Regions from separate parts of the Homo sapiens genome. Here region 1 is linked to region 2. A link is an interaction called in ENCODE POLR2A ChIA-PET data of the cell type or tissue named here. Cell type or tissue: IMR-90. All regions are shown on one strand. Links, peaks and the distances in the headings refer to the core of each region. The heading gives the core; the rest is flanking DNA. Region 1 overlaps GOLPH3 (golgi phosphoprotein 3). Region 2 has its middle 32 kb from the start of MTMR12.

Evidence for each region. Peaks named below come from ENCODE experiments on the same cell type or tissue, not always from the same donor. Only the 100,000 strongest peaks of a DNase experiment are listed, where the experiment ranks them.
Region 1: POLR2A ChIA-PET joins it to region 2 with 11 read pairs; 2 of 35 experiments call an interaction of 5 or more read pairs at or near these places.

What each region holds. Positions count from the first base shown.
Region 1 is chr5:32,149,496-32,152,416 of GRCh38, forward strand. The region is part of intron 1 of GOLPH3 (golgi phosphoprotein 3); the gene reads right to left. Among named protein-coding and RNA genes, the nearest start is that of GOLPH3, 23 kb to the right of the region's middle. In IMR-90, for the core only: no CTCF peak of the experiment used is centred there; no DNase peak of the experiment used is centred there; H3K27ac peaks cover 264 bases.
Region 2 is chr5:32,343,374-32,346,294 of GRCh38, forward strand. No RefSeq gene overlaps it. Among named protein-coding and RNA genes, the nearest start is that of MTMR12, 32 kb to the left of the region's middle. In IMR-90, for the core only: no CTCF peak of the experiment used is centred there; no DNase peak of the experiment used is centred there.

The DNA.
Region 1 (2,921 bases), core at 108-2,607, 190 kb before region 2:
CATATGAATCATATCTCAGAGCTGTTACAAAAAAACATTCTATAAAGTCACTTCTGAAATCTTACATGAAATTTTGATTATGTCAAAAATTAAGAATCAAAAAGTTCTTGACAAAAATAACTAATCAAGAGAATGAAGGTGACTTCAGGTAAAAGCAGATTAAAAAGACTAGACAAGAAAAGGTATCTACAGATATAAGAACTGTTAAAGAAGTAGTAAGGCTGGGCACTGTGGCTCACGCCTGTAATCTCAGCACTTTAAGAGGCCGAGGCGGGCAGATCACCTGAGGTCACGAGTTCAAGACCAGCCTGGCCAAGGCGGCAAAACCCCATCTCTACTAAAAATACAAAAATTAGCCAGGTGTGGTGGCTCATGCCTGTAATAGCAGCTACTCGGGAGGCTGAGGCAGGAGAATCGCTAGATCCTGGGAGGCAGAGGCTGCAGTGAGCCACTGCACTTCAGCCTGGGCAAAAGAGTGAAACTGTCTCAAGAAAAAAAAAAAAAGTAGTAAAACTGCATTTGCTGGTGATATTGTTGGATATTTAGAAAAACTCATAAGAGTAAATGGAAAAATTACTATAGATAGGAGTTTAGTAAAGTAGCCAGATTATATAAAATTAAACACCAGTTGTCATATACAAACAAAATACACATGTTAAAATACTAAAAAGTTAAAATATAATTGAAAAGACCTTTACAACAGCAACAAAAAGAACAAAAAATACCATGGCAAAACCTATATGAAAAGTTTAAAGTCTCTTGAAAGACTTAAAAATAGACTTGAATAATAGAAAGATATTTCATTCTTATATACAAAGTCTCAGCATTATTATTAGTTCTTCCTAAGTTAATAAATGTAATATCCCAATAAAAATAGCAACAGATTTTCCCTGGAGCTATACAAGTTACAAATAAAAGTTCCTAAAGAAAAAAAAAAAAAATAGCCAGGAAAACTTGGGGAGATAGCAACATATGTAGGGAACAGAAATGAAAGCTGTCCTACTAGATACTAAAATAGATTTAAAAGTCTCTAAAATTAAAATGATGTCACACTGGCACATGAATAGACAGACCAACAGAATAAATTCCAGAAACAAACCCAAGAACATACTGAAATCAAATACAGATTGAGTATCCCTTATCCAAAATGCTTGTGACTGGAAATGTTATGGAGTTAAGATTTTTTTTCACATTTTGGAATATTTGCATTATACCCAAATCCGAAAATCTGAAATCCAAAATGCTCCAATGAGCATTTTCTTTGATTCTCACGCTGGTGCTGAAAAAGTTTTAGATACTAGAGCATTTACAATTTCAGATTTTCGAAATTGGGATTCTCAATCTGTACACGATAAAAATGTCATCACAAATCAATGTAACATGGAAAGATGAACATTTTAAACAAACGTGTTGGGACAACCAGATAGTCATTAGGAAAAACATAATTGGATCAATTCCTTATTATACATCAATATAAATTCCAGATGGATCAGAGGCTGAAATGTAAAGTGAAATAACGTAAGTACTAGAAGACAAAATAAGAGTGAAAACCTTTATAATCTGGGAGTGAAAGAAAAAACTTCCCAGCTATTCTCAAAATCTAGGAGCAATAAAAGAGACTACCCATTTTTTTGGTAAAGTTTGCAGGGTAAAAATCATAGCAAAGTCACTTATATCACAGATAAATCTCTAGTATACAATTAGTTCCTAAAAATAAAGTTGCTTTTTTTTTTTTTTTTAATATTTTGAGGCCAGGCACAGTGGCTTACACCCGTAATCCCAGCACTTTGGGAGGCAAAGGCAGGGGGATCACCTAGGCCAGGAGTTTCAGACCAGCCTGGTAACACAGCGAGAGCTGTCTCTACAAAAAATGTTTTAAAATTAGCTGGGTGCGATAGCACATGCCTGTAGACCTAGCTACTCGGGAGGACTTGAGCCTGGGAGGTTGAGGCTGCAATGAGCTATAATTGCACTTACGCACTCTAACCGGGTGACAAAGCAAGATCCTGTCTCAAAAAAATATATATTTTGAAATATTCAATTTTTTAAAAGGTAACAGATGATGAAGTTCACAGAAGAAATGGAAACTGCTAAAACATACCAAAAGATGCTTTGTCATTCATAATAAAAATATACATTTAAAATACATGAGACCTTAACAGCAAAAAGAAACCCACCTAATTCAAAAAAAGGCAAAACATGTATATACAAACCATGAATTTGGATAAATATAGTATATGCATACAAGAAAACAGTATTCAGTCTTAAAAATTAAAATTCTGATACACAGATCTATGTAAAATTCTGATACATAGCTACAAAACATGGATGAACTCTGAAGACATTATGCTAAGTGAAATTAGCCAGTCATGAAAAGACAAAATACTCTATGGTTCCACATATATGGGGTACCTAGAATAGTCAAATTCATAGAGACAGTGGTTCCCAGGGACTGTGGAGAGAAGGAAATAGTAGCTATTGTTTAATGGATAGAGTTTCGGTATGAAATGATGGAGAAGTTCTGGAGAGGGATAGTGGTGATGACGGCACAGTGTGAATCTACTTAATGCCACTAAACTGTACCACTTAAAAATGTTTTAAATGGTACACTTGATGTTATGCATATTTTACCTTTTTTTTTTTCTTTTTGAGACAGAGTCTCACTCTGTTGCCCAGGCTGGAGTGCAGTGGCACAATCTCAGCTCATTGCAACCTCCACCTCCCAGGTTCAAGTAATTCTCCTGCCTCAGCCTCCCAAGTAGCTGGGACTACAGGCGTGCGCCACCATGCCCGGCTAATTATTCTATTTTTAGTACAGATGGGGTTTCACTACGTTGGCCAAGCTGGTCTCGAACTCCTGACCGCGTGATCCGCCCACCTCAGCCTCCCAAAGTGCTGGGATTACAGGTATGAGCCACCGC
Region 2 (2,921 bases), core at 243-2,742:
TGGAATTCATGTCATAGTAAGCTCTAAAGATTATCTTGAGCAGTTAAAAGTCATTGCAAGCTCAAAATTGGCTGCTCTAAGCCCCTTCTGGGAAGAGCAATGGCAACTGCCCAATGCTGTAACCTGTGAGGTTACTTTTGGTAAAATTCAAAAGCCAGAAATATTGGCAGTGTAGCCTGGCTAAAGTCAGGCAATAAGAGATTTAAGAGGACTTTTTTTTTTTAAGAGCTCTATGGATAAAAGTCAGCTTATTCAAGCTGTAACAGTCTGGGACTCCTTGGGAAAAACAGAGGAGGTGCTACAGACCCTGTTTTGAGAAAAACATCTGTTTTCCTCATGAAATCCCGGGAATTAGAAGTGAATAGATCCTTCTCAAAATCTAAGGCTCTGTTCTGTTTTGCTTTGCATTATCTGTCGTTTTTTATTTTGGGGGGTATCAGAAATTATTTTACATTATGAGAGTGCTTTGATATGTAATAGCTAGGTAGGAAATATACTTTGGGGATGGCTAATGGCAGTTATGGGAGGATACTCAGCTCTTTGTACGTTTGGATTAGAGAAGCATGCTGTTGGCCACCTGGAAGGTAGGGCAATATCCCAACCCCAACACTGAGAGATAAGACTCCCATGGGGAATGGGCTAACTGGCTTCAGATTGTTTTGCAATGAAATGTAAGTTGCCAGGCATGGTGGCTCACGCCTGTTAATTATAGCACTTTGGGAAGCCAAGGCAGGCAGATTGCTTGAGGTCAAGAGCTGGAGACCAGCCTGGCCAACATGGTAAAACGCCATCTCTACTAAAAATACAAAAATTAGCCAGGCATGGTAGTGCGTTCCTGTAATCTCAGTTACTAAGGCATGAGAATTGCTTGAACCTGGGAGGTGGAGGTTGCAGTGAGCCGAAGTTGTGCCACTGCACTCCAGCCTGGGCGACAGAGTGAGACTCAAAGAAATGCACGGTAAAATCTTTGCATTGTCTTGTTCTGTTGCGTTTCTCTTTTGGGGATCCAGGATTCAGTATAAAAATGGGACCCTTCATTTTGGGGGTCTGTTTTTGTCTTCCAGCTGTGCCTGTCATAGAAACTGTATGCTTTCCTGGCCTTTCCCTCCAAGGGCTCTACCCTGAAGCCCATAATCCAATTAAGAAACTGGCAAATGAGGCTGGGTGAGGTGGCTTATACCTGTAATTCTAGCACTTTGGGAGGCCAAGGCAGGTGGATCATTTAAGGCCAGGAGTTTGAGACCAGCCTGGCCAACGTGGTGAAACCTTGTCTCTACTAAAAATACAGAAAATTGGCTGGGCCTGGTGGCTCATGCCTATAATCCTAGCACTTTGGGAGGCTGAGGCGGGGGCAGGTCACGAGGTCAGGAGATTGAGACCAGCCTGGCCAACATGGTGAAACCCCATCTCTACTAAAAATACAAAAATTAGCTGGGCGTAGTGGCGCATGCCTGTAGTCCCAGCTACTTGGGAGGCTAAGGCAGGAGAATTGCTTGAACCTGGGAGGTGGAGGTTGCAGTGAGCTGAGATCGCACTACTGCTTTCCAGCCTGGAGACAGAGCAGGACTCTGTCTCAAAAAAAAAAACAAAAAAATTTAGCTGGGCGTGGTGGCAAGCGCCTGTAATTCCGGCTGCTCAGGAGATTGAGGCGTGAGAATCGCTTGAAGTTGGGAGGTGGAGGTTGCAGTGAGCTGAGATGGTGCCACTGCACTCCAGCCTAGGGACAGAGCAAGACTCTGTCTCGAAAAAAAAAAAAAAAAAAAAAAAGTCAAGCTCAGTGGCTCACACCTGTAATCCCAGCTCTTTGGGTGGCCAAGGCGGGCAGATCATGAGGTCAAAAGATCAAGACCATCCTGGCCAACATGGTGAAACCCGTCTCTACTAAAAATACAAGAATTAGCTGGGCGTGTTGGCACTTGCCTGTAATCCCAGCTACTCAAGAGGCTGAGACAGGAGAATCGCTTGAACCTGGGAGGTGGAAGTTGCAGTAAGCCAAGATCGTGCCATTGCACTCCAGCCTGGTGACAAAGTGAGACTCCGTCTCAAAAAAAAAAGAAACTGGCAAATGAAAAATCTTACAACTACTGGATCTTCTTCTCTCTACCTATTTATATGTGCTGTGTGTGATGTTTATATATGAAAGAGCTGATTAATTGGCTTATAAAATAAGAAGAGCTTAATTCAAATATTTCGTCAGAAAAGTAAAAGGTGCAATGTCTTTTAGTTCATGTGACTTAAGTAATTTTTGGGAAGTAAAAACAGTTTTACATGCAAGGTGTGTAAGAAAAGTGAAATGTGTTTTTGGTAAAATATCTATCTATATCTATCTATCTATCTATCTATCTATCTATCTATCTATCATCTATCTATCTATCATCTATCTATCATCTATCTATCTATATCTATCTATATATATATTTTTTGAGACTGAGTCTCGCTGTGTCAGCCAGGCCCAGGCTGGAGTGCAGTGGCGTGATCTCTGCTCACTGCAAGCTCCGCCTCCCGGGTTCACGCCATTCTCCTGCCTCAGCCTCCCGAGTAGCTGGGACTACAGGTGCCTGCCACCACGCCTGGCTAATTTTTTGTATTTTTAGTAGAGATGGGGTTTCACCGTGTTAGCCAGGATGGTCTTGATCTCCTGACCTCATGATCTGCCTGCTTCAGCCTCCCAAAGTGCTGGGATTATAGGCATGAGCCACTGCACCCACCCCAAGTAAAATATTTTAAGAAGGCATGGGAATGTGGGGTTTTTTTTTTTGCTTAAAGGGTTAAATGATTGTTTCAAGTTAGGATAAATCTGAAGGTTTGTGAAAAATTAATGTTTTTTTTTGTTTTTTGTTTTTTGTTTGTTTGTTTTTTGAGACAGAGTTTCACTCTTGTTGCCCAGGCTGGAGTACAATGGCGTGATCTTGGCTCACCGC